Linked DNA regions of Homo sapiens: region 2 is linked to region 1. The links are chromatin loops, found by intact Hi-C in ENCODE. Cell type or tissue: PC-9. All regions are shown on one strand. Each heading gives the region's core, and the rest is flanking DNA. Links, peaks and the distances in the headings are about the cores only.

Region 1 (16,343 bases), core at 5,037-13,036:
CGACCACCACCATGCCTAGCTAATTTTTTTTTTTGTATTTTTAGCAGAGACAGGGTTTCACCATATTGGCCAGGCTGGTCTCGAACTCCTGATCTCAAGCAATCTGCCTGCCTTGGCCTCCCAAAGTGCTGGCATTATGGGCGTGAGCCACTGTGCGCCCCGACCTAACCTTGTTTTAGAGGTCAGGGGACAATAGAGAATATGAAACAGATAATAATGAGAGTTATCAGATGTGTTTACTTAGAGGCAGAAGATGTCACTTTACCCTAGAGTACTTACAGAAGGCTCTAGGGAGGAGGTTGAATTTGACCTAGATTTTAAAGATGATTTAGGGTTTATAATGTAGGTGTTGGCAATCTACTGCCCAGTACATTATCTGTTTTAATATGGCCTGTGAGCTAAGAATGGCCTTTAAATCATGGAGAAATTGTTTTAAGAGAATAATATTTTGTGACACATAAAAATTACATGAAATTCAAGTTTAGTGCCAATAAATAAAGTTTTATTGAAACACAGTCGCACCCATCCTTTTAGTATTGTCTGGGGTCAGATACATTTGAGATAAAATAGAGGAGAGCACTTGTAGCAGAGACCCTATGACCTGCAAAGGCTAAAGTGCTTACCATTTGGTCCTTTACAGAAAGCTTGCTGAACCCTGGAGAAGAGGATGCAGAGACATTCCAGGTGTGTAGAAAGCCAAGATTAAGAATGGCTCCATTGAAGGAAACAGAAAATGGTCACAAACAGAGAAGGAGTGTGTGGGACTTTCCTGGCAGCCATGGAGGGGAGAGAGAGTGTCTCAAGGGGTAAAGGGCGTCCGTAGTGCCAAGTGGTACCAAGAGAGAGCGCAGAAGTGCAACTGAGGAGAGAATCTGAGCTTTCGCCTTCAGCCATCACTCCTGAGTTTTGAATCCTGTGGCAGAAGGGGAGTGAGAGATGGGGAAGCAGAGGCAGCGTTTAAGAAATTGGGTGCAATCAGAAAGGTTTTAGTAGGGAAACACCCATGTTGTTTAAGTACAGTATGAAATGGAATAGACCTATGTATATTCATATGCAGAGGGAGAGTAAAGCAATTAGGGAGGTTTTGGAGAGGTTATGTAGAGGGTCGGGCACGGTGGCTCACACCTGTAAACCTAGCACTTTGGGAAGCTTAGATGGGAGGATCATTTGAGCCCAGGAGTTCAAGACCAGCCTGGACAACATAGGGGGATTCCTTCTCTACCAAAAATAATAATAAAAAAAAATATTAGCCGGGTGTTGTGGTACATGCCTGTGGTCTCAGCTGCTTGTGGGGCTGAGATGGGAGGATAGCCTGAACCCAGGAGGTCGAGGCTTCAGTGAGCTGTGATCACACCACTGCTCTCCAGCCTGCATGACAAAGTGAGACCCTGTCTCCAAAAAATATATATATATGTGTATATATATGTGTGTGTATATATATATATGTGTGTATATACACACGTGTATATACACACGTGTATATACACACGTGTATATATGTGTATATATGTATATATGTGTATATACATGTGTGTATACACATGTGTATACATGTGTGTATATACATGTGTATACGTGTGTATATACATGTGTATACATGTATATACATGTGTATGTGTGTGTATATACGTGTATGTGTGTGTATACACGTGTATGTGTGTGTATACACGTGTATGTGTGTGTATACATGTGTATGTGTGTGTATACATGTGTATATGTGTGTATACATGTGTGTGTATATATGTGTATATATATGTGTGTGTATATATATATATGTAGGCTATGTAGATATGTAGAGAAATGCTATTTAAAACAGTGAGGTTGGAGAAACATTGAAACAGCATTATTTTAGCAAGACTTCTCTCAACTGATTAGTTCTTGGCCTTGGAAAAGTTGCTTAACATCTTGGCTTGCTTTGCTTATCTATGAAGAGTGGATAATAATACACTCATCAGAGGATCATCGTGAGAAATAGTGAGATGATTCTGTTTGGGCAATGTCAAGAACATGAGATCTGCACTTAGTACATTGTCAACAAAGAAATAACTCTTTTTTTTTTCTTTTGAGACAGAGTTTTTGCTCTTGTAGCCCAGGCTGGAGTGCAATGGCGCGATCTCGGCTCACTGTAACCTCCACCTCCTGGGTTCAAGTCGTTCTCCTACCTCAGCCTCCCGAGTAGCTGAGATTACAGGTGCCCACCGCCATGCCAGGCTAATTTTTGTATTTTTAGTAGAGATGGGGTTTTGCCATGTTGGCCAGGCTGGTCTTGAACTCCTGACCTCAGGTGATCTGCCCACCTCGGCCTCCCAAAGTGCTAGGATTACAGGCATGAGCCACTGTGCCCGGCCAAGAAATAACTCTTAATGCTGTGATGTTTAAGTTTTTATATCAACATGGGTAGGCCATGGTACCCAGATTTGTGTCAAACAGGAGTCTGGATGTTGCTGTGAAGATTTTTTTAAAGATGTGATTAACATTTAAATGAGTGGACTTTGAGTAAGGCAGATTTCTCTCCGTGAGGTTGGGGGGCCTCATCCAATCAGTTGAAGACCTTAAGAGAAAAGACTGAGGTTCCCCTGGGGGAGAAGGGATTCTGCCTCTGGACAGCCTTTGGACTTAAACTACAACATCAGCTTTTCTCTGGGTCTCCAGCCTGCTGGGCTCCCCTCTAAATTTTCAGACTTGCCAGCCCTCAGAATTGTGTGAGCTAATTCCTTAAAATAAATCTCTCTCTCTCTCTCTCTCTCTCTCTCTCTCTCTCTCCTTCCATCCTATATATTGTTTTTTTTTTTTTTTTTTTTTTTGGAGAACAGTGACTAATTCAAATAACTTCTGAGTTAGACAGTAATCACTAACAATGAAAGTGTTACTATATTAAGGGACAATTGCTTTATACCCCAGAGACGGCACATACAATGCATTGATGTCACCGTGCTCACCATGTCCCATTTCTGAGCCTGTGGCAGACATTGTCAATTGATCACAGTATTCTGTATTGCTAAAACTAGATGTGACCTCAGAATTTTTTAAATACAGGGTTCTAGAAATGACTAACAAGTGATTAGAGTTGGCACTTAACTTGAAATAGATTTAATTCCGACCTAATCCATATTTAGGTATCTACAGCACTTTGCATAAAATTCTTCCTGGAACTTTGCAATTGTGATTAATAGATCTGAACTTGAAATTTAGAAGTTAAAATTTCAATTTCTTATGTACAAGTCTAGAAGCCACTAAAGTCCTTCATCTTATGTAGTAAGGACCATGTCATATTTGCCTTTTAGATAAGTTTTAAAAAATATATATCTTTTAAAGGTATCAGTGACTTTGAAATTCCAAAATAGAGTTAGAATAAAAAAACCCTGAAATTATACTTTTTTATTTCCTCCAAAACTAAGGGAACGTTCATATATAATTTATAAAGACTTCATTTTAATCCTTGGTTAAAGTGTTTGATCAAATATTCTTCTCACTTGAATATGTGTAACATTTATTGAAATCAAATAAGTGCACATAGCAGAGGGTTAAATTTTACATTCTCTTTTTTTTGTTTTATTTTTTACTTTAACTTTTTTAGCATTTCAAATGTTTTTATTATGAAAAATTTAAATATATACAAAATATGAGAAATTATATAATTCATCCCCAGATATGCATCACCCAGCTTCCATAATTATAAACTCTGTCCAATTATTTTATCTATACTACCATGCTGTTTTTCTTCCTTTCTCCTGGATTAGTTTGAAGAAAACACCAGACATTATATCACTTATAAGTATTTTGAATATATCTCTAAAAGATAACTTATTTAAAAATATAATCCCAATTATGACACACAGAGTACTAACAAAAATTCCGTAATTTTTTTTTTTATTATACTTTAAGTTTTAGGGTACATGTGCACAATGAATTTTACATTCTCTAAGCTCTTGATAAGAGATTTACTCACAAAGCAAGTAGGAATTCCTTGGCTTTTCAAATTTTGGGGGGTCTGTTATGGAAAATTTTTGTACTGTGTATGAAGAAAATATATGCTACCTTGGAGTGTGGTGGTAATATCATGTTTCTATGCTATCATTTTTTTCCAAGTATTTAAGTATTTTAAGATGTTATCTCTTTAGTTTTCATAGCATGCTAGGAAGGAGGAAGGACATGTTGTTCTCACCTAGCAGTAAAATTAGGTAAGCAGTTACTCAGTCTCTTGCATAAGCCACTGATCGAGCTGGGGATGTGATACCAAACAGTCTTCTGCTCAGTCGTCCATTGTGACCCTGCAGCATCTCCCATCAACCCATTCATCCCATTTTCTTTTTCTTAGTTAATAACTACACAGTTGATTCTTGCTTATCTGCTCTGAGGGAAAGGGGAAGAACAGGGCATAATCTCAAATGGTAGATGATACAAAAATAATTTGGATTTGGCGTGGGATATGTTTTTGTACTTGCACTGGAACCTGGGTGTGTCTGGTGTTCCAGAAATTTATAGCATTCCAAATCAACTGAAGAAACTGTGCAAGGAGAACCCATGGTGGGGGTCTTCGCAAATGCACCTCGTTTGTCTCCATTGTTTCCTAGCCCATCTCCTGCCTTCCTCAAGCTCTTCCCTGCTGAGATCAGGCAGCGCGATCTCTCATGTCAATGTGTCGAAACAGCCTAAGGAAAGCTGTTTTTTCTTTCTCTCTAAATCCTATTATGAGGCATTCATCTTCTCCTTCTCCTGGGAATGAGAGAAACCGGTATCTTGCATTAGAAATTGTTAATCATTTCTTAAAGTTTGTTTTTTTAAATGCAAAGGTACTGATACGATAATGTACTAAGAAAAGTTAAAACAAGATTTTTTTTGAATATGTAATAATAGGAACAATGTAAGAAAGACACTGCAAGTCTTTGATATTGTGTGGGTATCAGATAATGACAAGTGAATGAGAAACTTCATAAGAAAGTGAAAGTATCTCTTTACATTTTGTGGTGAATGGGAAGAAGTTCTAGAGTTCTTTTGCAGCATTTGCTTGTTTATCCAAAGAAACAAACACTAGTATTACCAAGGTTCTGATTTTGTGTATCCTCACTTTCATCCTGAATTGTTAAGACTCTTGGTTGTGGTGATAGAAGCCCACCTTAGCTTAAACAACAAAAGGAAATGCACTGACAAATGGAACCAGATTAAAATGTCTCACTGGCTTTAGTGACAACTGGAACTGAGAACCTGAATGATGTCTGGCCTCTCTATTTGTCTGTCTCGTCTCTGCCTCCTTCTGAAGCCAGCTCCATTCTCTTCCATGGCAGCCTGACTCTCTCCCTCGTGGAGGAGGTGAGGGAGAGGATGACATGTCTGGCAGGCAGCCCTTGATTTAGTGACTCGAGAAATAAGAGATTCTTCTTCTTTTGGCAGCCCGGCAGAGACATTTTGGGAAGATTCCCAGTAGTTCTTTTTGGTTCATGCGTCCACCCCTGAACCAATTGCTGTGTCCAGGAAGAGATGAGACTCCAAGATGAGTCCCATAAAACCCTGTTGTGAAGTTGGTGGTGCCTGTTCACAGAAGGAAAAGCGGAGAAAGAGTGGCAGATGGGCAAAACTAATAGCTATTATGCCTCCATTCATGTTGATTTTCAAATATAGGATTCATCTTACAATAAGCTTATTACTTTTTTCAGAAAAAAGCAAAAATCTGCAACACCAAAAAATATCTAGTATTCACGACACAGCGAGACTCCGTCTCAAAAAAAAAAAAAATCTAGTATTCACAGAATAATCTTAACGTTCTTGTTCAGAATTCTTGGAGGCCATCTCATTGCTGTCCCTGGTAAGATTTTGGAATCTTTAAAGGGCTAATTTACTGGTTTCACCAGGTCACAAAGTACCCAGGCATCAGTTACATAACTTGTATGACAGGGAACAGTCTTGACTTGGGTATTTCCAAATAAGCCAAGTTTTACACACAAAATGAAGTATATTTAGTGGATTGATGATTGAATAGGGAAGTACTACTGAGAAATCATCACCTAGGGGAACCTCATCTTTTCAATGTGTGGGATAAAGATTCCCAGAGGGTATAGGATTGATATTGTTGATGAAAGGATGAGAGAGAGGAAGGCTGTGAGTTACAACAAAATTCCAGGGAAGTTAGAACAACTTTAAAAAGACTTAAAAATAGAAGAAATGAGCTTCATGCAGTGACAGTATTGTAGCCAATGAGGTTTATCCAGGAGTAATTATTGCTAATTGAAAACTTTTCCCAATACCTGGCCGTGACAACTTGCAATATAGTTGGCATTGGCAATTTTTGACAGTCTCTATGGAGACTGAATATTTCAGTATTAAAAAAAACAGAGGAAATGAAAGTGCCCTCTATTGGCAGGTTTAACTGCTTTATACTCTCTTCCACTATTCTGTTGGATGAGGACCCATGAAGATTAAAGAAAATAAAGAAGCTACATTTTATTTGCACATGTGAGTAGCTTAAGTTGCAATGTTGCTGATATCAGATTGACATTATTGAGAAATATAATTCTGGCTATGGTTTTGAAAATGGGTAGGGGAACAGTGGGATAAGGCAGGGAGATTTTTTTCCCCTTTATTGATATATAATAATGTACATATCTATGGGATACATATGAGTGTTTGTTACATGCATAGACTATGTAATGATTAAGTAAGGGTATTTGGAGTATCTGTCATCACCTGAGAGTTTTCAGGGTATTTGGGGCATCTATCACCTGAGTGTTTATCATTTTTGTGTTGGTATCATTTTGAGTCCTCTCTTCTGGTTTCTTTGACATATACATAATATTGTTGCTAAGTATAGTTACCCTAGGTTGCTATCAAACATTAGAACTTAGTTTTCTATCTAACCCTATGTGTGTACCCATAACCAACCTTTCTTCATTCCTGCCTCCTTCTCACTCTCCGGTGTCTATCATTTTATTCTCTATGTTCATGGGATCAAGTTTTTAGCTCTTATATATAAGTGAGAGCATGTAGTGTTTGTCCTTCCACCCTGGCTTATGTTACTTAACATGATGGCCTCTAGTTCCATCCATGTTGCTGTAGATGACATGTTGTCATTCTTTTTTGTGGTCAAATAGTATTCCATAGCGTATATGTACCATATTTTCTTTATCCACTCATCCATTGATGGACATGTAGGTTGATTCCATATCTTTTCTATCATGAATAGTGCTGTGATAAACATGTAACATGTGTGTTTAGGTATCCCTTTGATAAACTGATTTCCTTTCCTTTGAGTAGATACCCAGTAGTGGAAACGTTGGATTTTATGGTCGTTATATTTTTAGTTTTTTGAGAAATTCCCATACTGTTTTCCACAGTGATTGTATTAACTTACATTCTGATCAACAGTGTGTAAGAGTTCCCTTTTCTCAGTATCCTCACCATCATCTGTTTTTTTTTGTTGTTGTTGTCTTTTTAATAATAGTGAATGGCAGGGAGATGTCTTAGGAGTCCTGTGATAATTCACACAAGAACTGACAGTGGCCTTGATGAGGGAAATAGCAAAAAGTTGGAAAGAAGTGGGTGGACTTGAGAAATAATAGAGAAATATTATAACCTGGTGATATATTAGAGATGGGGCTGTGGGAAGGGAAGAGTGACGAGGCAACATCTTCCATTTTAGTTTCTGGTTTGGGCAACTGGAAGAATAAAGGTACCACTTACTGAGATAGAGAAACGAGAGGAAGAATAGGTTTGGATGAACGGAGATTCTGAGCTTAGTTTTGGACATATTGATTGGAGTTTATAGTTACGTTTATGAATACATCTAAGAGCTGTCTCAAATTAGTCAATACACAGATCCAATTGATTCTTTCCTTGTTTTTTTATTTTTTAGTATCTTTTATTTTTTTAGAGACAGGGTCTTGCTCTGTTGCCCAGGCTAGGGTACAGTGGTGCCATCACAGTTCACTGCAGCCTTGAACTCCTGGGCTCAAGTGATCCTCTTGCCTCAGACTCCTGAGTAGCTAGGACTATAGGCACATGCCACCATGCCTTGCTAATTTTTAATTTTTTTTAAATTTTTTGTAGAGACGGGATCTCACTGTGTTGCCCAGGCTGGTCTCAAACTCCTGGCTTCAAGAAATCCTCCCGTCTTGTCCTTCTGAAGAATTGGAATTATTATAGGCAGGAGCCACCATGCCTGGCTTCTTTTCTTGTTTTTTCTTTTTTTCCATTTTTTTCTTTTCTATTTTTTTCTACTACCACCAACCATAATTGTGTTAAAAGATACATTTAGTCATATTAAAATTTTAATGAATTTAAGCATTCAGCAATTCATGAATTGAGCATCATCAGACCTCAAGTGGTTCAGCACTCCATGAGGTGTGGGAAGTGTGTGAGAGAGGAAACATCAAGTATTCTTGGAAGCAAGACAGAGAAAACATTTGATTAGCCAATGTGAAAAGTCCCTAGTTAGAGGTCAGTTGGTGGTTTCTGATTGGTCAGATTTCTAGCTAAAGGTTATTTGGTGGTTTCTAATTGGTTAAGCTTAGATTTTGCTTTATTGTTTACATCAAATTGGGATTTGGTTTGCTTATGTCGGAACCCAAGGCACTGGAGCCATCTTAGCCCAATGGCCTCCTAGTTAAGTATTTTTAATGATTTAAATTCCCATCACCTCACATCTGGAAAGTCAAATACCCTTCTATCCTACACTTCTATAATATTCCTCTGTACAGAGTTGCAGTAGGAATGTGCCCAAAAGTTGGTTTTGCTGGGTCATCTTCCATCTCACAACATTTGAATGGTTTTCTATTGCCTGCATAATACTTCTAAGACTGCCTGCAAAGTTGCTCCTAACTACTCCAACCTTATCCCACTCTCCCTAATGGTGAGTTTATCTCAGTTTGGCCAAACTAGAACTTCAAATACAATCTACCCCTTCCTGTCTCTGCATCTGTGCTCATGTCACTGCCTGGGCTTGCTTATCCTCTCTACCCATCTGACCCTTTAAACTCATCCCCCAAGGCCGAGATCTTCTCTGGAGGCCATCATTTCCCTCCACTGTAGCTCAACCTGAGCCCTTCCTTATCTGAATCTGTGAGTTCCTGTCTGTGCCCCTCCCATGCCATGAACATTTATTCTCATATTGCACTGTTTTGCAATGCCCCACTGATTTGATCTCTCTATACAAGGATGAGGACAAAGGTCAGGTATCATGCTACTTTCATATTCTCCAGAGCACCTAGCATAGTTCTGTACAAGATAGGCACTCAATAACTATTTGTCGACTTGAAATAATAAGGTACGTTTTTCTCTTTCCCGCTGGTCTTATCTCTGCTTGAGTAAATGAGGTTGATATGTGAAGGCAGTTGAGATTAAACATGTAAAGTGGAAGAATAAACAAGAGACAGAGGAGATTTTAATAAAATTTTATGATATAAAAATCATAATTACCTGCTAAATCTATTTTTTAAAGCTTTTAAAGTATTCAGATTGCTCCTCTCAACCTGGTGGCGTTTTGGTGTGTTTGACTAAAAAGCACACAGGTGCTAAAAAGCAGAATTATTATTTTAAAAATATTTGGCAACAAAAATAAACTTGTTTTAATTCAAAAGTTCTTGTGATTTTTGTTTCCTCAAATGACTTCATAGAAAACTCCTCATGAAATTTTAGTGTATATCATCTATTTTGACTCCAAATTGACTTTGGTTAGAAAAACCTCATTTCTTTTAAAAAATCAATGATAAATAAATAAAATATGTAGATCAAGTTTGTTGGCATAATAACAGATTTAGTTATAAATTGAAGACTTCAATAAAATAAGCTTGGAGTTAGAAATTACCAAGACATGCTCTAAGAAAAAAATAATAAAAAGAACAAAAGCACTCAAACTGTGATTCACTATGAACATTTTCCCTGTAACCAGCTCTGCTACTTTCATTACAGAATTAGAGAAGTAAACTTAAAGCATAGTTAAGTCAACAGAAACTGTTCTAGGTAAATGAATTCAACCTTCATGGTCACTGACACACAATATAATCTTGTTTCTTTCAGAATTTTATTCTTTAAGTAACTAAGTGACTCACAAGCTCAGAAAGTATTTTCTGGTACAAGTAAGTCTGAGCTTAGCATAAAATATTCTGAATATTTCTTCTTTTCAGATGAGTATTTAAAAAATAATAGTTCCTTTCTGGAAGGTGTAATTGGCTTTTGGTTTGCATGCCTACAAATGATTGTCCTTTTGTAGAATACATTTTAGGATAAGCTAGAATACAGCTTTTCCTTTCTCCATCAAAATCCTACCAATAATTTAGGGTTTAGCTCAAATATTACCTCTTTTATACAACTTTGCTTTATTTTTAGGCAGAATTAACCAAATTAGAATCAAATTAATCACCCACTACACCTTTTTTTAGGGGAAGGGATGTATCTTTTTTTTTTTTTTTGAGATGGAGTCTTGCTCTTGTTGCCTAGGCTGGAATGCAATGGCATGAGCTTGGCTCACTTGCAACCTCTGCCTCCCTGGTTCAAGCAATTCTCCTGCCTCAGCCTCCAGAGTAGCTGGGTCTACAGGTGCCCACACCACACCTGGCTAATTTTTGTATTTTTAGTAGAGACAGGGTTTCACTGTGTTGGCCAGGCTGGTCTCGAACTCCTGACCTCGTGATCCGCCTGCCTTGTCCTCCCAAAGTGCTGGGAATTACAGGCGTGAGCCACCATGCTCAGCCTGGAGATATCATTTTTAACATTTATTTCAGTTTACCAAGTTCCATAGTTGATGTGTATATTTTGATTACACCCCTAAGTTTGGGTTTACAAGCTCCTCATCTTGTTTTATTTTTTTCTAATTTTTACTTTTGTTTCTTTATTTATTTTTGAAACAGGGTCTCACTCGGTTGCCCAGGCTGGGGTGCAATGGTGTGATCTTGGCTCACTGTAGCCTTGACCTCCTGGGCTCAAGTGATCCTCCTGCCTCAACGTCCCTTGTATCTGCGGTGGCATGTGTCACCACACTCGGCTAATTTTTTGATATTTTTGGAGAGATAGAGGGTCTCACCTTGTTGCCTAGGGTGGTCTCAAACTCCTGAGCCCAAGTGATCCTCTGCATCGGCTACCCAAAGTGCTGGGATTGTAGGTGTGAATCACCATGCCTGGCCTGACTTCCTATTATTGGAAATGCCTGTTATGAGATGTGAGGATTTAAAAAACTTACATCTTTATCTACTTTTATCCCATATGTAATTTGCTTTTATTTCTGAAACATTGCAGCCAGTTCATGGAATAAAGGGAATATTCTTAGATACTTTCTAGGAGCCGTCTGTCCTTTGGCTGCAATCTGGTTGGTCCTCCCCACCCCACTCCAAGGCAGTTCCCCAGCTGGCATTTGGGACTTCTCTCTTTTGTTCTGCTAGGTTGAATTGACTGTTTTCTAAATCTTGTATTTTCTTCTTTTCTTGCTTTTTTTTTCATCCACACTTTGTGTAGTAAATCCTTAAGAAACCTTCTAACAAACATTGCCTTAGAGGAAAATGTTTTTAGTCCTCCTTGATTTATATTTGGTTTATAGTTCTGTTGGATAAAGAATTCTATGTCAAAAATCATTTTCCCTCAAAGCAATGAAAACCATGTCCCAGTGTCTTCAGGTGTCCAGGGCCAGTGAGCCATCCTACATGAGCGTGATTCTCATTCTTTTGCAGATGAGAATCTCTGTAAGATTTTCTTTTTTTTTTTGAGACGCGGTCTCGCTCTATCACTCAGGCTGGAGTACAGTGGCATGATCTCGGATCACTACAAAATCTGTCTCCCGGGTTCATGTGATTCTCCTGTCTCAGCCTGCCGAGTAGCGGAGATTACAGGTGCCTGCCACCATGCCCGGGTAATTTTTGTACTTTTAGTAGAGACGGGGTTTCACCATGTTGGCCAGGTTGGTCTCCAACTCCTGACATAGGTGATCTGCCCACCGCAGCCTCCCAAAGTGCTGGGATTACAGGCATGAGCCACCGTACCCAGCCTCTGTAAGATTATCAAGTCTTCTTTTTATCCTTAGGGTTTGGAAATTTTCCAATGAGATGGTTTAGGAGAGGACATTTTAAATTTATTTACTGGGTACTTGGTGGGCCCTTTTAATCTGGAAGCATTGGTTCTTCAACTTTGGTTCTCAGTCTTCAGTGAGATATAATTCACATATCATACAATCTACTCATTTAAAATTTACAATTCTATGGATTCTTTACATACGCTCTGTCTTTATGTGATAGCAATGCAGTACTTAATAAAAATTTGAATGTGGCAAATTGACCTCATATAGAAACTACTATTACAGCCATATGCATAGCCTTAATATTTACAAGCTTACAACTATGATTTAGACTTTTCCTCTGCATCTGAAAGAGTGGGATGAAAATCTTATGGGTATTTTTTATTTGCATGGAGTTTTCTGTTAATTGACACTATGCCCAAAGACAAGTCACTCCTCTCTTTCTCTTCATCTACCAAGTAGAATTTACAATCTCTTCGGAGTGTAATACTGTAAACTCATTTGCTCCTCAGGATTAAAGAAAATAAGTTTCTGATGTTCAAACAAGTCGTCTAAAATAACATAAGGCTGGGTGCAGGCCAGGTGCGGTGGCTCACGCCTGTAATCAAAGCACTTTGGGAGGCCAAGACGGGCAGATCACGAGGTCAGGAGTTCGAGACCAGCCTGGCCAGCATGGTAAAACCCCATCTCTACTAAAAATACAAAAATTAACTGGGTGTTTGGTGCACGCCTGTAGTCCCAGCTACTCGGGAGTATGAGGCAGGAGAATCGCTTGAACTCAGGAGGGGGAGGTTGCAGTGAGCAGAGATCGTGCCACTGCATTCCAGCCTGGTAACAGAGCAAGACTCTGTCAAAAAAAAAAAAAAAAATGCTGGGTGCTGTGGTTCATGCCTATAATCCCAACACTTTGGGAGGCTGAGTTGAGAGGATCACTTGAGCCCAGGAGTTCAAGGCCAGCCTGGGCAAGATAGTGAGACCCCATCTCTACAAAAAAATAAAAAAAAAATCAGGTGTGGTGGTACATGCCTGTAGTCCCAGCTACTTGGGAGGCTGAGGCTGGAGGATCACTTGAGCTCAGGAGTTTGAGGTTACGGTGAGCTGTGATGATACCACTGTATTCCAGCCCGGGCAAAAGAGTAAGACTCTGTCTGAAAAGAGAAAAAAAAATTAACATCCGATTGGACTCCATTTTCATATGGAGAAGGATGCCATCTGTCCTCTGTTCATGATCACTACCTTGTCCTGTCCTGGGAGACTGTGTAAGTCTAAGGAAATGATTGACTATCAAGTGGTAATTCATACTATTTGCTGTGAAAGGAATAAATTGCATTGCTCTCAGGTTTGCCCACTGTTTCTTTTACAAGGTGTTTCACAGCTGCAGCTACCAATCAGAAGCATTGGTGCTCTGCCTCTTAGCCCCCAGGATGGTTTTCTTCTGAGTAGTTTGGGCCAGGTTACATAGTGGCTGGATGCCCAACACTTGCTGAATACACAACTTGCTGGGGTTGTGCTTAATAGGCATTTTGTAGTGAATGGACAAATGAGTCTGACAAATGTTGGATGATTTCTTTTTCCCAAGGTTGAGCTCAGTTTCTGCAGGGATGTTACATGTTTCTATGTGTGGTCTTGAAAAAGCCTTCATTGTTCATCACGATTTCCTCATTGGCAAATAGGGAGGCCTATAATGGCTTAATCAAATAGCTACTGTGGCCTGATCAAACAAGGAACTTCAGAAAACGAATGCTCCAAATGGTTTCATTTGTCAACACTACTATATTCATGGGTGGGACAAACACACACATACATATGCACACATACACATGCACACACACAGTTGCTAGTGTGAGGCCTCATTCCTTTGCCAGCCTTAACATCTATCATTGCATTCCAGACCCTATGTTATTTAACTGATAATGAGTTACAGGCTTAAAATGATATGCCATAGAATGAGTCATTATACGCATAGGCATATTTCTATCATCCAAGAGGGCTTCTTTTAATTAGACGTCTGAGAAACTTTAAGAATGTGGATTTGTTAGTCTAAATTGTGGGAGAATAATTCTTCCCTCAGCGAGTTCTGAGTTGAGCTGCACATGGTGTTGGTTGTGGTTGTCTCCAGTGAATTGCATGTCCACTTATTTAGTTTTTAGTCGGTGTTGGTTTGATGTTGATGGTGTTTAAAACTTAAATAATTCTGGATTTTATGATATATTGATTTTCCAAGAGGACTCATCTGAGCCAGGATTCCTACAGATGCAATTCCATCCGGAAATTTTGGAGAGAAATAAAACTTAATCTCAAGCCTCCAGTGTGTCCTAGAGACTAAATTTCTTGGCAATCCTTCTTTTCTGACTTTTTTCTTATTTCACCCAACGTCCTTTTAATAATCTCCTTCTCTTTCTTCTTCTTTGAACCAACACTATGGTGCCTTTAAAATGTATTTAAACCTCAAAAAATAAAGGCACTTTGTAGTTCTTAGAAGTAATGTCCTGTCTGTGAATTGAGACCAGGTCATTTCTACTTTCAAACCTGTATTTTTTTTTTTTTTTTTTTTTTTACGGTATAGATAGTCCGTGTTGAAAAAATGGCCCCACTGTAGGATGGGTTCTTAGCCCACTGCAGGATGTCTAATAACTACTGCATTTTAGAAATCTGGGGATTGTGAAAAATGAAATTATTGACGCTATGAATGGTTAGGAAAAAAGATATCAAGAGTCTTAAACTATGTGTTTATTTGTTTATGAAAAGGTTTAAGGGTTGCCAGGTGCAGTGACTCATGCCTGTAATCCCAGCACTTTGGGTGGCTGAGGCAGTTGAATCACCTGAGGTCGGGAGTTTGAGACCAGCCTGACCAACATGGAGAAACCCTGTCTCTACTAGAAGTACAAAACTAGCCGGGCGTGGTGGCACATGCCTGTAATCCCAGCTACTCGGGAGGCTGAGGCAGGAGAATTGCTTGAACCTGGGAGGTGGAGGTTGCGGTGAGCTAACATTGCGCCATTGTACTCCAGCCTAGGCAATGAGCAAAACTCCATCCCCCCACCCCGAAAAAAAAAAAAAAGTTTAAGGGTTCTGGAATAAATTCAGCCCTTAATTCGACTTGTGAGCCCTCACTGAAGCAAACGGCTACCGTGGTATCTCGATTGAAGTCTTTGGAAAACATACAGAATGTGTTGATAGCTCATATTATATCACACTGTAACTTGGGTGTTTGGCAGGGAAACATACTTCTCTCTTTTGAAAAAAATTAATATTTACTTGATTTCCTGATAAAAGGAATACTACAAAAGAGTATTGCAAAACCTTGAAGGTTTGGCACAGTTTCCCATGTGGGTGGAAAAATGTTGCTCTGAAGCCAGACTGGAATTGTTCATGAAATATAACATTAAAAATACGTTTTTAAAAGAAGAAGCTTGATCCTGGAAAGAAAATACATATATAATATATAAAACAACAAAGTTATGGACTTTACCAGCATGTATTATAGAAACACAATGACATAATCATGATGCCATGAAAATGGCAATCTCTGATATTAGATAATTAGGCTTTCTTTATTATGCTGATTTTAATCTTTATCAGAGTCCCACTGTGTTTGGATCTATGTCTATTTCATGTAATTGTCTATATCTTGCTCCTACTGACATTCTCGACCTTTGCTATATAGCCCAGCACAAACAGCCATGATCGCTTCTTGCTTCTCAAAAAAGAAAGCTACTTAAAACTGGAAGGTGTATTCAGGTCTTTGTTCTTATTGGGCTTATAAACATTTACGCATTGGGATGTCCCAAATCCAGAGCCAATATGTCTCCTCCTCCTCCAGCTTCCCTCTTTGAACTCTTGCTGTTAGCTGATTTCCATATGTCCCCCTTTTACTCAAGCAGAACCACTTATATAAAAGCTTCAGCATAGTAATGTTTCCCCCTTATGCCACACAATAAATATATGGGACAAGGGAGGGTGAAGAGGTTTGTGAAAGGAAGTTGGTAGGACAAATGATTGTTTTCAATTAATGATTTATTTATTTATTTTTGTTCTTTAGTTGAGGGGGCATATATTAAAGTGTTATTTCCTAAGCTTAGTTTCATAGATCTGTATTAGTCTTTCCATTTGTAACTATCTGTTCTTTCTACAGAACACAACAAATACAAGGGCTGCAGTTTCAGAAATTCCCTATGAAGGAAAGATGGCTACTGCAAATCACCATTCTTACCCCATCTCCTAGATTCTGGGACTGGGTGTATTAGTGGTGTTTCTTTCTCAGTGGCATGTAGTTAGTCCATTTCCCTAATAAATTAGAGAAATGATTTCTTACTAAACAAGGGAGTGAAAAGAGCGAGTTGGGAATTGC
Region 2 (16,343 bases), core at 2,703-10,702, 130 kb before region 1:
GTTCGCGCAGCTCAAGCCGGTGCTGGGCGCCGCGAATCCGGCCCGCGACGCGGCGCTCTTCCCCGGCGAGGAGCTGAAGCACGCGCACCACCGCCCGCAGGCGCAGCCCGCGCCCGCGCAGGCCCCGCAGCCGGCCCAGCCGCCCGCCACCGGCCCGCGGCTGCCTCCAGAGGACCTGGTCCAGGTAGGAAGAGCCGCTCCCCTCCCACCGCAGCACTCCCGGGCTCGGGCGTGTCCCGTTGCTGCGACTCGCGGGCGACAGGGGCCGCTCCAGGCTGGGGCGTGCGTCGGGGCGCACCGGAGCCGGTGCTGGGTGGGCAGCCCCGCCCTGCACGCCTGGCCGGGGCCCCGCGTTTCGCTGAGAGTAAATGGGGGGGGGGGCCGGGGGTGGGAAGGATGGAGGGGAATCTGCCCCGGCGGGTCGGCCTGGGAGAGGTAAGAGGGAGGGAACTGGGTGCTCACGCGCACCTTAGTTGTTTTTCTTACACTTGAGGGACGAAACCTTGTACCTTACGCTCAGTTTTACTTAAATTACGCCTTCGCCTGTACCGCTCTCCAATGCCAAGGCATTGGAGCCCTCCCCCCCATCCCCATCGTCTCGGGTTAAGTAGAAACGCAAATTGGGGTGCTGGGGAGAGGTTCCCCAAGGTTTCATACCCGGTGGCTCAACCTGCTTTAGAAGCGATTGCGGGCCGCGTTTGGAAAATGAGAGTTAGGAAAGCTAAGGTTGTGTCGGAGCGCTTATTTTTCCTTAAAAAAAAAAAAAAAAAAAAAAGACCGGGGGTGTTGTTTTCTTCGTGTGCACGTAAATTTCCTCCCGGAGCCGCGTTGAAAGCTGGCAGTTGGCTTTTACACTTGCCCAGCAGCCGAATTAGAGCAACCGCCTGTTTCTTTCGCCCACGCAGGGAGTCATATAGCCCAGAAAAAACTTCCCGGGACTTTTAGCCTGTCCCAAGGAAAAAAAAATTGGAAACATACCCACATGCAAACAGCTGGAAGAGCTAAAATCAGAAACCACTAACCGCCGCGGGAGCGCAGTGCACGAAAGGGTTTAGTTCAGTTTATTTCAAGACACTTCATTTAGTAGCTCTTTGGCGTGTCGTATATTTGCTACCCAGCGCCTACTCCGTGGGGTCTGCCAGGGTCTTGCTGTGAGAGGGCAGTGGCGTTTGTCAGAGATGTGACTCACATGATGAGAGCGTTAATTTTTATTTTTAAATCATGTCTATCCGGGAAACCCCGTCCGCATCCACACCAAGGTCCGAGATGAAACGCATTTGAAATGAAGTAGTAGCAGAAAATGACTGTCTTATTTACCTGTTAAGGTGCCACAGCTAATATATGCGCCATTCCATCTAGTTGGTTTTCTTATCTTTCGAAATTTCCTTTTCAGTGTTAAAAAATGTAGGCTTAAGTTATACTAGGAGAGAAGATAGCTGGAAAAGGCTTGAGGCGACTTGTTACAAGCTGGTTTATAGCCTAGAAAAGAGATCACCGTTTGAAAAGTATTTGGTTATTTCAGTTTGTCAATTTTCTGCTCTGGAGGCACTAAGAAGATAAGGGATGACTGAGCTTTTTACAGAGTAGGGGGGAATGTAGCATTGGCCCACTGAGAAGGACATGATAAATGTTTTGCTGATGACTGTGCTAGGGATACAGCAGCCTCCCCACCCACGGGCTCCTTAGCAGCACTCTACCAAGGGAGTGATTTTCCCCTAGGTAATTAAAGATCTGTTTTAGATAGGGATATGAATAGGAACATTTCATTATCATATTAACCAATTACAGGATCTGCTGATGAAAATCAACATTTAGATCAAATATTGAATGTGAAATTGTTTTGTTTCAGTGGATACAAGGTTTTGCTTAGAACGTTGTGTTTAATTTCTCATTGAACTGTAAACAAGAAAAGACACTGAAATAGCCAAATAATATTTTTATATTACTTTTGAAGTATCTAGTCAAGAAAAGAAACCTGTGCAATATTTTAAAGGTTTGCATCGTTTTTTCTATTAAAAAAAACCACGCTTTTTAATGTTTGTGACTTAAACAGAATTGAGGTAGTTTGGCAACATTTCAATACTGTACTCTAATTGCAAACTTAACTGTGTAATGGGGCAGGGAATCCTGCTTGTACAGGGGTGATGGTACCTTGTTATTGCATCAGAATGGAATGTTTTAAGTTTGCTTTCTTTTTTATTCTTGATTTGCGTCTTTCACTTTTGGGGGTGATTGGGGGAGCAGTTTTACCAGTTACACAGAGTTTCATAAGGTTTTGGTCAACCAGTTATTACACAATCGACAAAATAAGCCTGATATGTTTATAAGCAACACTGAGGAGTTTGCCCTAGTACCTTACACAGGGATTGGGGGAATTTTTAGTAGGCGCCGATTGTTCGTTCTTCCCGAGATGGTGAATCAGGTGGATTATGCATTTTATATCTCTTCTTTTTTAGACAAGATGTGAAATGGAGAAGTATCTGACACCTCAGCTTCCTCCAGTTCCTATAATTCCAGAGCATAAAAAGTATAGACGAGACAGTGCCTCAGTCGTAGACCAGTTCTTCACTGACACTGAAGGGTTACCTTACAGTATCAACATGAACGTCTTCCTCCCTGACATCACTCACCTGAGAACTGGCCTCTACAAATCCCAGAGACCGTGCGTAACACACATCAAGACAGAACCTGTTGCCATTTTCAGCCACCAGAGTGAAACGACTGCCCCTCCTCCGGCCCCGACCCAGGCCCTCCCTGAGTTCACCAGTATATTCAGCTCACACCAGACCGCAGCTCCAGAGGTGAACAATATTTTCATCAAACAAGAACTTCCTACACCAGATCTTCATCTTTCTGTCCCTACCCAGCAGGGCCACCTGTACCAGCTACTGAATACACCGGATCTAGATATGCCCAGTTCTACAAATCAGACAGCAGCAATGGACACTCTTAATGTTTCTATGTCAGCTGCCATGGCAGGCCTTAACACACACACCTCTGCTGTTCCGCAGACTGCAGTGAAACAATTCCAGGGCATGCCCCCTTGCACATACACAATGCCAAGTCAGTTTCTTCCACAACAGGCCACTTACTTTCCCCCGTCACCACCAAGCTCAGAGCCTGGAAGTCCAGATAGACAAGCAGAGATGCTCCAGAATTTAACCCCACCTCCATCCTATGCTGCTACAATTGCTTCTAAACTGGCAATTCACAATCCAAATTTACCCACCACCCTGCCAGTTAACTCACAAAACATCCAACCTGTCAGATACAATAGAAGGAGTAACCCCGATTTGGAGAAACGACGCATCCACTACTGCGATTACCCTGGTATGTGCTCTTACCTGGTTGAAGCATCAATAGATGTAGTGTGTGTGTGTGTGTGTCTGTGTGCGCGCGCGTGTGCGTGTGTGCACGCGCGTGCCCTTTTCAACCTCATGGCTTTAAATAGGAAAGTTGTACTTGACAGTAAAAAAAAAAAAAATTACCTTTTTTTTTTTCTCTATCCTATCTCTGTGCTTTAACTTTGGTATGTAAACCAGTTAGTTGTCTGTTGCTTATGTTATGCATCAAAAACTTGGCTAGAATATTCTGGAAAAAGTTCCCTTGGATTTTTTTTTCTTTAATATTAAAACAGATTTGAATTTCTAATACATATTATTTCGAGTTAGGCCAGAGTTACTTTAAAATGGCAATTGAATAAATTGCAGTTTTTAATTCTAAATTAAGTGCCCCAGAAAGAGATTAAAGTAGGGTGGGGGAAAATAAGGTTTGGTGGTGAAGTGGAGGTTGCAGGCAGCTAGCTTGATGTTAGGTACAAGACTGTCTACAAGACAGATTTAAGAATGGTTTTGATGGCACGTGAGCATATGCTCAGTTTTGAATGACATACATGGCCCAAAGTATAAGTTGAAGACAATACATGGAATATATTTACAAGTTACTGGGAAAGCTAGTTTATGATTAATACATGGCAAAATTTATTGACTCTGATACATGATATGGCATGACGTGCTAAATGAAAAAAGAAGAAATGTGGGAGTACAGAAAATTACAGTCATCTTGGATAATGGCTTAGTACTGTCAGCTCTAGAGCCATTAAAATTTTTAAAAAAACATATAGCAGCTCTTAATACGGAAGTACAGCACCTACTGGAATATAAACACAAATTTTCCATTTGTAGTTTGGCTTGATTATCTGTATTCTTTCCTGTTAAAGTGATACATAAAACAAATCACTTCATGCCTTTAATAAGGTAATGGGGGAGGGCTCTTTAAAACTTTTAAAACTGAAGCTTCAAATAATCTCATCTAGCATGAGAGATTTCTTCTTTAAAGCCAGATTTTAAACACTGAATCATCAAATGTAAAGATTTCAAAAGGATCTCCAAAATGACATGCTGTTCTCCTTTATTTTAGGTTGCACAAAAGTTTATACCAAGTCTTCTCATTTAAAAGCTCACCTGAGGACTCACACTGGTATGTAATTTTCTTGTTAATTCTGTGAGTTGTGTAAATAGTGTAAGTGGTATTCATCCTTTTAAAAGCTAACACGTGTTTGATCTCTTCTCCTGTCAACTTTGTTTTTTTTTTTTTTTTTAAATAGCCTACCTTTTCAGCACAGGCTTGGTTCAGAATTCAGTTCCATGAGAAATCTGGTTCCAGGAAGGCCGGTGATGTTCCCTCACTAAGGCCTTCTTGCCCTGTCACCGCTCAGAGTTGATTACCCAAAAATGTAAACAGCGATGTTTACTAATGGATTTTAAAACTTATACTGGCAGTGTTTTGAAGGAAAAAAAACAAAACAAAACTCATTTTCTTCCATAGCAAATAATTTTGCTCTGAGAAAGCCATTTTAAACTCTTAAAAACTTTCCCATTTGGAGTGTACTGCATAATTGGTGAAAACGTTAGTTTCACCTCTAGGTTAAAATATCTGTGTTTAGTATGTTTTCTGTGCTTGATGAAAGGTAGTGCTGAAATTGCAGTGTTAAAATCAGGTGGTCAGAAATGGGTTACAAGCCCCAGCCTAAACTTGGTATGTGTGAGAGACTTGATCTTTATTCTAGCTTACATTCATTCTTGTTTACATATGCTTTTAAGTTTAGCTCCTCTACTTTTGTATTTGCTTTGTTCAATCTATAGCAGTCACTTTTTTTGAGATGGAGTCTTGCTCTGTTGCCAGGCTGTAGTGCAGTGGTGTGATCTCAGTTCACTGCAACCTCTGCCTCCCAGGTTCAAGCGATTCTCCTGCTTCAGCCTCCCGAGTAGCTGGGATTACAGGCCCCCACCACCATGCCCAGTTGATTTTTGTATCTCTAGTAGAGATGGGGTTTCACCATGTTGGCCAGGCTGGTCTCCAACTCCTGACATCTTTATCCACCTGCCTCGGCCTCCCAAAGTGCTGGGATTACAGGCGTGAGCCACCGCGCCCGACCAGCACTTTTAAGAGCTTTTAAACTTTAAAATTATATCAGAAGCCATTTTAAGATGAAACCAGGTGGCATACTTTAAAGGCCCCCCAAATACTCCAAATATTGTCAAATATATAGATGGTTACTATTTGCGATTTTCTTAAAAGAGCAGCCCTAAAGAAAAGAACTTATATAAAGTGATTGTGTTTTTTTCCCTCAATAAATACAGCCTTACCTAAAGTTCAGAGAATAAGTTTGCTAATAAAAGCAATGACCTAGCAAAATGTATTATTCCATCATTGCTATGGAAACCAAAGTATTCAACAGTTCCTTTGAATGGGTTGTTGGATTAGTGTGAGGACTTGAATCTCCCGAGGCTAGATGTTACTATGGAAATTGAGTTTTGATAAATGAAGTAGTTATCTCTAACTGCTGCATTAAAAAGTAAAAGCCTTTGAACAAAGGTCAGTGCTGAGGTAGAGCCCTAAGAGGAATATGGTTGCAGACATTTTGTATGCATGTTAGGAAGCATTGCTTGATATCCCAGTGATAAACACTACTTACTAAAATCCGATGACAATGTTGTAGATTCCAGGGCTTTTTGAGAAACTGCTTTTAAGGAGAAGGCATCTTATGTATTTATCTATGAAATGAGCGGGCTGTTTTGGCCTGAGGTTTTTGCATGGAGACAAACTGATTACATAAGAGGAAGGATCCTTCATAGGCAGCCCAAGGTAGAAATTTTTATAGTTAAACACAAATGAATTAAGCATGTTATAAAAACTCCAACTTAAAGTTTTCAAAATACAAATGACAAGTGCCAGGAAAATATTCCATGTAGAAATACCAAAATGTCCTTTTACAGAATATAAATGGAAATATAAAGACATTTGAACTATTGTTTTTTTCACTTTTGGAAGTCCTTGAGAGATAGGAGGGAACACATTTTCCTGGGTTTAAAGTCTCCTAATAAAAGAGCACAATTGCATATAACGATGTAATCAACTACTTATTGCAGGGATGTAGTCAAACCCATATCTGAATAGCCTTTCACCCCGTCAGGGTTTAGTGCCCTGAATGCTTATACCTGCGATTCAGGAACTTGACCTGCCGGCAAATACATTTAATCGTGGGTTGTCTTAACAATGCTTGTACTAATAAAAACAGACTGAAAAGAAGACCGAGACCTGGTTTGGGTCCCTTGCATCAGCTTTTTCACCTGACCATAAACATTGTGGCCTTCAACATCTAATGAATGAGAACATGTAATCCAGTTTAATAAAGTTTTGTTTGATAGTCTTTCAAATGCCTTGGGGAGGGTTTGTAGCAGACTTGTTCATCTGGCTAAACCTGTTCTTGGGTAATCATAGAGCATTGAGGTTGTTTTCTCCTCATTTCTCATTTCTAGACAATGCCTTTTAAAATTACCTGTTCTCTCATTGCATCCTCCCCACCCTGCCCGCCTGTTGTTTTTAAATGAATGTATCTGAAGCCAGCAAAGGTGTTTTTTTTTTTTCTTTCCCTTTAAGGCCCAGGTAGAACAGTTAGGACAGTTTTTCTAAATTACTTCTCTTATGTAATAGCTTTTTTTGGTTTTCTTTCTGTCCTCCTCCTCCCTCTCGGACCGTTGATCAGAGGACTTTAAAAACCACACAACAGTTGATGACATAAAATACTCTTTAAATGATTGTCGTTTTACAGGCAGAATGTGAAGCACCCTAGCATTTCTTTGGAAAATAATTGTAATTGCTTTAAAATGTCAAGTTACCTTATGTTTTAAAAATAATTTAGGCAATGAAAACAGCCTACATCTGAGTTTAATTACTTCTTCTGGATTTTTAGATTGGAAGTGCTTCTTTAACTTGGGTTGCAAATTGAACCTAAGCAAATAATAGTCTTAACAAAATAGAACTTTTTAAGTAATCTGAGATGACAGAGTAGATGATATATCAGTTTCTTAAACCAGAAGTATAGCATTCAAGTCTTCTAAGTTCATATACTTTGATTTCTTTATCAGGAAATCGCATATAAATAATACAAAGTTCTGTCTTCTTTGTGTGATTAGACAATACTGGAAACATTTGCTTCTATTCTAGGGAATAATTATATTTTATTTATATCTGTACATACATAGTATAGCATAAGGCCTGTAGAAGCACCCCTTATAGATGTGGATGTTCGCATGTATTATTTGTAGTATGTGTGTGTATACATTTATCATGCCTTTGGTGAGAAATAATTATGGCTGCTTCTAGGTAACAATGTCAATGAGTGGTGTATTTCCAATTCAAAATATTTGTACTTTTAACAGCATTTAAATGAACATTGTACTGAAATTTGTATGCCTCATGATGTCTACAAGGGGCGGAACACATTGCTATTACTCTAAAGTTGCTCCCAAGTATACTGTTTTGTCTTTATAAATCAACATGACTGATAAACTGTCTATTGCAACCAGTATTATATGCTCACATACCTTACTTTTTTCTTTAATATAATGAACATTTAAAATAATGTCTAAGTTTGCAAAGGTTTGAGGCAAGTTGAAATCAGTAGGAAAATATATTGACTGTATCTTCAAACAAAAATTTGTAGAAATTTAAAAAGTTCTTACCAGAGAAAAAGTTCTGAAAAAGTAAACCATGAACTCAACACAGATGTTTGAAGTCCTAGCGGTTCCCTTCATGTGCGTGGATATACACTTAACCTTAGAGAATATGGAAAAGCTGTTGGGAAATCAGGGTACGGTAACGTTTCTAGATTTTTTCTTTCTTTTTTTTCCCCCGTTTCAGCTATCTGGAACAGGGCAAGAAATTAGCATTTGTACAAAGAAAGTCTTTGAACAACACACACTTGGCTCAAGTATTCCTCAGACCCAGACTCCATGCATTGGACTCTGTGTGTACTAAGTGATCCCAGAGTGGCTTACTGGAGATTGACAATGGAAAAGGACAATTTGAAACACGCCCGTAGGAGAAAATGGAAACATTGTACAAATAACATAGGAACACAAAATTCACTCTTCTTTTTTTTTTTTTTTTGAGATGAAGTCTCGCTTTCGTCCCCAGGCTGGAGTGCAATGGTGCGATCTCGGCTCACTGCAACCTCCACCTCCCAGGTTCAAGCGATTCTCCTGCCTCAGCCTCTCAAGTAGCTGGGATTACAGGCGCCTGCCACCACGCCCGGCTAATTTTTGTATTTTTAGTGGAGACGGGGTTTCACCATGTTGGCCAGGCTGGTCTCGAACTCCTGACCTCAGATGATCCACCCGCCCCAGCCTCCCAAAGTGCTGGGATTACAGGCGTGAGCCACCACGCCAGACTCACAAAATGGACTCTTAAAGCACTGTGTTCAAGATTCCCTGTTTAGGAAAGATTTCCACATTAAGTCCTGGAAAGATTTTTAGTGGAAGCCTAGTTTGTAAAGGGGTTACATTCCCATTTTCTGCCTTACTGTCTTTTGCAGAAGACTTTATTGCCTACTGACATGTGTAGTAAGATGTTATTAGTTATACTTCGTATAATCTGTACTTGAGATTTGCTGCTGAATATATTGACTTTCAGTTTGGGTACTAAAAGATCCTTAGATATGAATTTCTTTTCTAGGGCCTGGCACAGTGGCCCACACCTGTAATTCTGGCACTTGGGAGGCCGAAGCAGGTGGATCACCTGAGTTTAGGGGTTCGAGACCAGCCTGGCCAACAAGGCAAAACCCCATCTCCACTAAAAATACAAAAATTAGTCAGGCGTGGTGGCACATGCCTGTAGTCCCAGTTACTCAGGAGGCTGAGGCAAGAGACTCGTTTGAACCCACGAGGCGGAGGTTGCAGTGAGCTGAGATCGTGCCACTGCACTCCAGCCTGGGCAACAGAGTGAGACTCCATCTCAAAAAAAAAAAAAAAAAAAAAAATTCCTTTCTAGGTCTTTGCTCCAAAGTCATTTTTCATGGAATATATTAAACATAGCTTTTGGTTTTAAAATCTCGATAATATTTGGCTGGGCGCGGTGGCGGCTCACGCCTGTAATCCCAGCTCTTTGGGAGGCGGAGGCAGGTGGATCACCTGAGTTCAGGGGTTCGAGACCAGCCTGGCCAACATAGTGAAACCCTGTCTCTACTAAAAATACAAAAATTAGCTGGGCATGGTGGCACATGCCTATAGTCCCAGCTACTTGGGAGCCTGATGCAGGAGAATTGCTTGAACCTGGGAGGCAGAGGTTGTGGTGAGCCAAGATCATGCCACCACACTCCAGCCCGGACAACAGAGCAAGACTCCATCTGAAAAAATAATAATAATAAAAAATAAAAAATCGATAATATTGACAATAAAGATATTTTCATTGCAGGTACTTACTAAAAGCAACATTCAGTGTTCTGAACATAAGTTACTCTTCTTTTTGTGGAACTGTGGGAAAAGGGTAAAAGGCTTTTTAGGAAAACTGTATACAAAGGTTTTCACTCTGGGCCTTAATGGATGGAGATCTTACAATGTGAATCGAGAAATAATAGTGGTTAAATGTGTAACCTGTTTTATTGGTAGAGATAACACAGGCAAAATCTTTTTTGCAGGAAGAGATTTAGGACTCAGTGGTTTTTTGAGTCTCTATTTGAAAACTATTGCAGAGGAAGTATCACATTTATTAGCCTTTAGTATTAGATTTTATTAAACATTCTTTTCATTCTTTTCCATTTTTTTTTCATTTGCAGCTTTGAAATTTATTTTGTGTATTGATAATTTCAAACAATTTTTTTTTAAAGTAGTAGCTTAAGAGACTTGCTGGTTCAGACCCCAGGAAAGGTATTTATGAGCATGAAAGCTTAGAAGCAATTTCTTTTTAATGACTCACTGGGAAGATTAAACTTTGCTTCTAGGACTTGTTCTTTCTTCTGAGAAACATTTACATAGGAAATTGATTAAACATTGTTTAGAGATGATAAAGCTTATCAAAAGTTAAGTATAATTTGATTCAGCAAATATTTTTTACTGGTTTTGTGGAGAATCCAAAGATGAATAATCTCTTCTTGCCCTTTTGTTCATAGACTAAATAGAATTGCTGGAGTGGAGATAGAAATAATTAGTCTTGAAAGTAGAGAGTAATGTTTTTAAAAAATAATAATACAGTCACCCAAGAATTTGGCAGATATTTTTGGTTCTATAGAATGTAGTAGCTGTTTACTTGATGGCCTACATCGTTTCTAGTGAAAGATTAGAAATAATGTCCTACTTTAGTAAAAGTATCTCCGTAGCAGCATTCCTAGTCTGTTAGCCAGTATTATTTATATTCAAGGATCTCAAACAACAACTCTTATTAAGGATAAGTTACAGTTTTAGAAGTGCACAGTAGGTAACTTTTACCTAAAAATATCTATATAGAAGAATAAATTTATTTTTGGCTACTTTATGAAAAGGTAAACCTTTACGAGTTGGGAGGAGACCTACTGGTCAGGGTCACCATGTGAAGTGCAAATTAAAGGGAAGGTTATCTAGTACTCATTCCATACTGGGAAAAAATGAAAATAGAGGATTTTTCTGTTTTGCTTACAAAAAGAAAAGGTGAAATTCCTCATTGACACTTTAACGTCAGTGCGAACTCCCATTATAAGAAAGTGAATCCGAGTGTTGTCTCGTTATCAGGAGACGGAAGAATTGGTATTTGATTTCATTAACTCTATTAATGACAGGGGATAGTCTTCATAATGTTTACTGGGAACCCAGAGGAGAAGTAGCAGTAGTTTAGGAGCCCAGAGATTCCAAATCTCTGCTAGGATGTAGACTGTAAGTGTAACCCCTGACATCGTGATCCCACCCATTCCCTCTCTGGGTTTGGCAGATCAGTGCTTTCTGGCCCTGGGAGAAGTCCCCTCGCTGCCTTTGACCAGTGCTAGGGGCTCTAGTATGTCTTGGCTTTCCTGAAGTCCAGTCCAGTTCTACCTAAGACAATTTGTTTAAACAGAGTTTATCCCTGTATAACTTCAGAATGGACAATAACTCATTCGATTATTTTCTCTGGAAGTGGCTCAAAACATGGTTCTCACCTAAATGCGTATTACCAGATTACTCTCAGTGGTCCTGGGCAGGGCAAAGCCAGGCAAAAGCCCTGCTGCAGGAGGGTCCACAGAAGAATAAAAAGCTGACAGCCTCACAAGAACCTTTTATGCCTTCCCTCCTTTTCTTTAATCAGAATAACTGAGTTGTTTTCAAGATGCATTAGGGAAAGTGTGGCATTACAGCAGGAATAGAAGATAGTCTCTGCCCTTGAGGAACTTTAAAAGCTAGTTAAGGAGGCAAAATACAACTATTTGAAGCCTTCCTAAAGCAGTATATGTGCAAGTGCAAATTGATAGCTCAACAGAAATTTCAGTGATGGGGATACAGAGAAGTGAAATGATCTCTCCTGGTCTGTTCAGAGGCTTTCTAGAAGGAGTGAGGTATCGGATTTTAAAGAAAGTGATAAATATAAATTGAGGAGAGAAAGGAATTTCTCTTTTGTTGCTTTTGTTTTTGTTTTTGGCAATCAGCTTCCTTAGGTTGAATGGGCACAATATTGATGGTGTTATCTGGTAAATAATTAGATGCATTTACAAATGCTAATAATACTAATCTTTGATATGGACCTTCTGTTCCAAGTATAGGAAATGTGTGACAATGAGTTTTAATAGAAAGGTTTTTGATGGAAAATTACTGGCATAGACGTAAAAATATGAATTAGTGAGCTAAAATCATCCTCCTACTTTATCTCTTTTCTTAGATATCTAAATCATTTTCCTATGAATTTCTTTAATAAGTGTTTCCTATTTTTCTCCCTTTTGATTTTTAGAAGCAAATCTAATATGAGCCTATTTCAGAGACTAAATTTCGTAAGTCTCAAATGATGGGAAAAATCTAATTATTATTGAATTGCATGAAAATATTTTCCTCTTGAAATAAGAGCCCATTTTGAGCTTCAAGGACTCTTAAGTTCTAAGAGTTTAGATTAGGTTGAAATAATTTATTCTACTTTAAAAGTTTGGATTGTTTAGGTTCGCAGAACAAGATACAAGATTTTAAGTTCTTTGAGGCCAGAAACCAAGTCTTATTTGAGTTTTGCAAGGCATTTAGTACAGGTTACACCTTCACTAATAAACAGTGACTTTAATTCTCATGATATTTTAGCTTTATCAGATATTGATTGAGTTGTCTTTTAGTCACCAGGAAGGAAACCGATGTGTAAATTTGCTGCAATAAACTTTTAAAACATTATCTAAAATAACTATTTTAAGATAAATATTTTATCAGTGATTTTTATTCTTTTGTTAGAAGAATCTATGTAGAACATTTTAGGGAAAGGCCTTGGTATGTCTATTGAATGTGTTCAGCAGAGCAGAGAAACTTCCCATTCCATTGTGATAGGTTCAGAAGTCATTCAGAGGGGGGAAAAAAAAGGACAATTTTCAGTTTGTTGCTGAGGATTTTTAAAATGGCTTACAAACATGTTCCACTAACCCACTGAAATTCACTTACCCTGGGGGAAAGGAGCTATCGTTAGGTGATACCTGGGAATTGGCAATACCTGAACAGTGCTCAGGACCCCACAGGCCCCACAGAGGCTGGCACTGCCAGGTTGTGCTCTCTGTTTCAGATCGTCTGGGGTTCAAGGCTTGCTGTGAGTCCATTAAGCCATTCCTTAGCTGACCTTCGCAAGTGGCTTTAGAATCTGGAAATGAATTTGAACAATATGTATGTGTTCCTTAAATCGTTCAAAGAGAGTGTATTAGTGTTTGCTAATGGAAGATTTAAGTGAGACATTAAGGAAAAGTGGCAGACCAGGATTCTTAATGTGGAGCTCATCGTTTTGCTTCTAACTCTACGGGGTTATTGTGAGGAAGCGAGATAATGAGAAGTACCTCGCTCTGGAGTATGTGCTCCATGGCTGCTGGTGCCTGCTCCCTTTTCCTTTTACCGGTAATGTTTCTGCTTAACATTTTTGTAAAGTATGTTAATGACTTTATCAGCGTGGATAGTATGCATGTTTAACTTGAACATAGTTTTCAAAGATTAGAGATTCTAGCAAAATACTCCTGTAATTTAAAAACAGAATGAGAAAACACATACTTTGAGATAAAGTGGGAGCTTGTTTTCTGTGCTGTACAAACTTGTCACTTTTTTCTTTTTGCCTTTGGAAAGTTTCACGTTAACAGCATGAGAACTTAAAAATACAGTTGATGTTGAAAGAGCTTAACTAAATATTTTAAATTGGTGGTATTGGAAAGAGATTCTGTAAAAATCCAATTAAACTTTTGAAAGCTCTATCCTGTTGAAATATAACTTAAAGGAAGTCAGTTTGGTTTCCCAGAAGTACTGTGCATAGTGTTTCTGGCTGAGGAAGAAAGGCCCAAGTCTGCTGTTTGGCCAGAAATTGGGTACCAGTTTCCTCTACGATGTTTTACTTGAACGGTGTTGACACTTGAACAAATCCCATAGAAACTGCCCCAAGTGGGGGGATAGTTGTCCTTACTTTTATGGTAAGACTTGGCCCCAGTAACTAACATTCCAGACACTGGTAGTATTCTTGGCTGAATACTCTATAGATGTGCATAAATTGAGAGCAAAACCCCAAATGTTTTAGAAACTTTAATGGCTACCGTATTTCAAGCAATCAGTAAAGTAAACTTTAAAAAATACTGGTGCAGTTTATTGCTTCATAGCCAATAAAAATAGTGAACAAAAAGAGTCTAGTGTCCCTTGTTTCTTACATAAACTCTGAAAATTCAGTTCTGCTATTTAATTATTAAATTCAAAAGACTAGAATGATTTCTTTTAAAATTGGGAGCACTATAGGAATTTTTTTCCTTGTCTCAGACATCAGAAATAACTTTTTCTTTCCATTAAATGACAGTAAAGTATTTAACCAATATGTTTGTTTCTGTGGTTTATTTTTCACAGGGAACAAAAACTAATAGTACTGTGCAAAAATTTTTTTTGTGATCAATTTACATCTACAAATGTGATAGCTATATTTACTACTGGTGTTAAAATATTTCTATATATCAGACATTTTATGTGATTGTAAGTGACAGAACGTGATTTATACTTTGTTTTGTAAATGGCTTGAGTGTCTTAGGTTAAATTTCTGGTTAGAATCTACTATGAGGGGAGAAAAAACTTCTAGAATTGAGATGTTCATTTTTAAAGTGGATTGATAGGAACCAGAAAGGGAATTAAAACAAAAACTGTCTGGGTCAGAGGCAGAGGAGAGAAGAGAGGAAGTATGGCACAGCAATCCATACCATGGGAAATGTAGGTGAACTCTCAAGGGAAAAAAAATTGGGACCACTTTCATGTCGTCTGTTTTGGCACTTTCTTCTTTGTCTGAGAGTCAGAGTGGTTATCATGACAACAAAAATATATTAACCACAAATTGTAGAAATCTCAGTTGATGAGGACAGGGTCTTTTAAAGTTTAGACTGACTTGGTTAATCCTACAACTTCCTGAACATGATACTGCTAAATTAGGCAGAAAGGTTGTGCAGTTTCTGTTTCGTCAGAACTAAACAAGTGTTCAAAGCAACTCTGAGGTTCCTCCCTTTCAGAAGGAAACATTTTTTTAAGGGAATTTAAGAGGTGAAAAAGTATCTATATAAAACTCAGCAGTAAGCCAGTAATACTTTAATATACAAATTTATCTCACGAATTCTTATAAAAAATTCATAGAAAATTATAAAATCATAAATGTAGGAACTGCTAGTTAATGCTCACTGAAAGAACGTTTTGGCATTTATTCCTACTGGAATATATGATCTCCAGTAGGATTCTTCACAAACAGAGAATTAAGACTACATTATGAATATTTAGTGGTTTTGAAAGTTAAACAGCTGGCAAGCTTTGGGGAGCATTAGGAATAATATACATTACAGGATGGGAGGGAGGAACATACCAACTCAATACTCAAGGGAAGAGAACTGTGAAAGAATGGAATGGGTAGGTTGAACAATTTCAGACTTTTAGATGTATATTACACATGTAAGCTCCATGAGGCCAACTGTTTTTATTTTGTTAGCCATTGTATCACAAGTATTTGGGACAGTTCCTGGCCTATAATAGATGCTTGGCGAATTGTTTATGGAATGAATTTTGGGTGTAACACATGACAAAGAAAAACTAAATACAAGTCAACAAATGTCAGTTTTTACAGTTGTTTCATGGTCTTTTTTTTTTACCAATGTGAAGTTATCAGTACCAGACTATTTTGCTTCAATCTGCAAAAGGAAGGTGTGTGAAGGTGTGTGTGACTCTCAAAGAGTGAATGCCCTAATAGTCCATTTTGGAGGCCATGTTTTCAAGTGAACTGATTGATGAGCTGCAAGCTTCTGTCTGGCTAATTTAGAAACATCTAGGACCAGTTTCTGGTTAAGCAGTTGTGGTACATGAAATTCAATGTATAGGTGATTCGTGCAACAGCTTCTGAATTTTTTCCTCCCTCACCCACCTTACAGCCATTAGTCCTATAATAATTTAATTTGGGTTTGTTGGTATAGAAACTGTATTTGCACAATAATGATAAAGCCACTCAGGCTCATCTAGTCATTTCCTGGATTTATGTGTGTAGGAGTACATAAAAATAAGGGCACTGATTCGTTTTGTACTTGTCTAAAATTGTTATTCTTCAGTTGTTCAAAGGTACACAAAATGCTTTTTTCTTTATGAGGTAAAAAATACTTGGAGGTTATAAGAAATAACTCTTAACTAGCTTACTTTGAGTGGCTTTGATATGTATTTACTCATAATGGAATTCATGAGCTTTCCTTCTTTCGCTTGGCCAAGATTTTTTTTTTCTTTGAAATTCCTTCTCCGGTGTTATCTAGGATGTTTGCATTACAAGCAGGCCGCTTTACCTCCTTTGTTCGTTGTCACAGGTGAAAAGCCATACAAGTGTACCTGGGAAGGCTGCGACTG

The links. A loop is a pair of places that touch in the nucleus more often than their neighbours do. Peaks named below come from ENCODE experiments on the same cell type or tissue, not always from the same donor. Only the 100,000 strongest peaks of a DNase experiment are listed, where the experiment ranks them.
Region 2: it touches region 1 in a loop (2.5-fold over the local background); 2 of 110 quality-filtered maps call a loop at or near these places.

The regions. Positions count from the first base shown.
Region 1 is chr13:73,185,366-73,201,708 of GRCh38, forward strand. It overlaps the pseudogene RNU4-10P. Among named protein-coding and RNA genes, the nearest start is that of KLF5, 130 kb to the left of the region's middle. In PC-9, for the core only: no CTCF peak of the experiment used is centred there; DNase peaks (open chromatin) are centred at 9,116 and 9,936; H3K27ac peaks cover 2,159 bases.
Region 2 is chr13:73,059,405-73,075,747 of GRCh38, forward strand. KLF5 (KLF transcription factor 5) reads left to right here. Exons shown (of 4, transcript NM_001730.5): 1 at 1-184; 2 at 2,457-3,330; 3 at 4,420-4,479; 4 at 16,304-16,343. Among named protein-coding and RNA genes, the nearest start is that of KLF5, 8.6 kb to the left of the region's middle. RefSeq lists a silencer at 275-364 and enhancers at 15,324-16,130, 16,131-16,343. In PC-9, for the core only: no CTCF peak of the experiment used is centred there; DNase peaks (open chromatin) are centred at 5,737, 6,697 and 10,247; H3K4me3 peaks cover 4,729 bases; H3K27ac peaks cover 6,040 bases.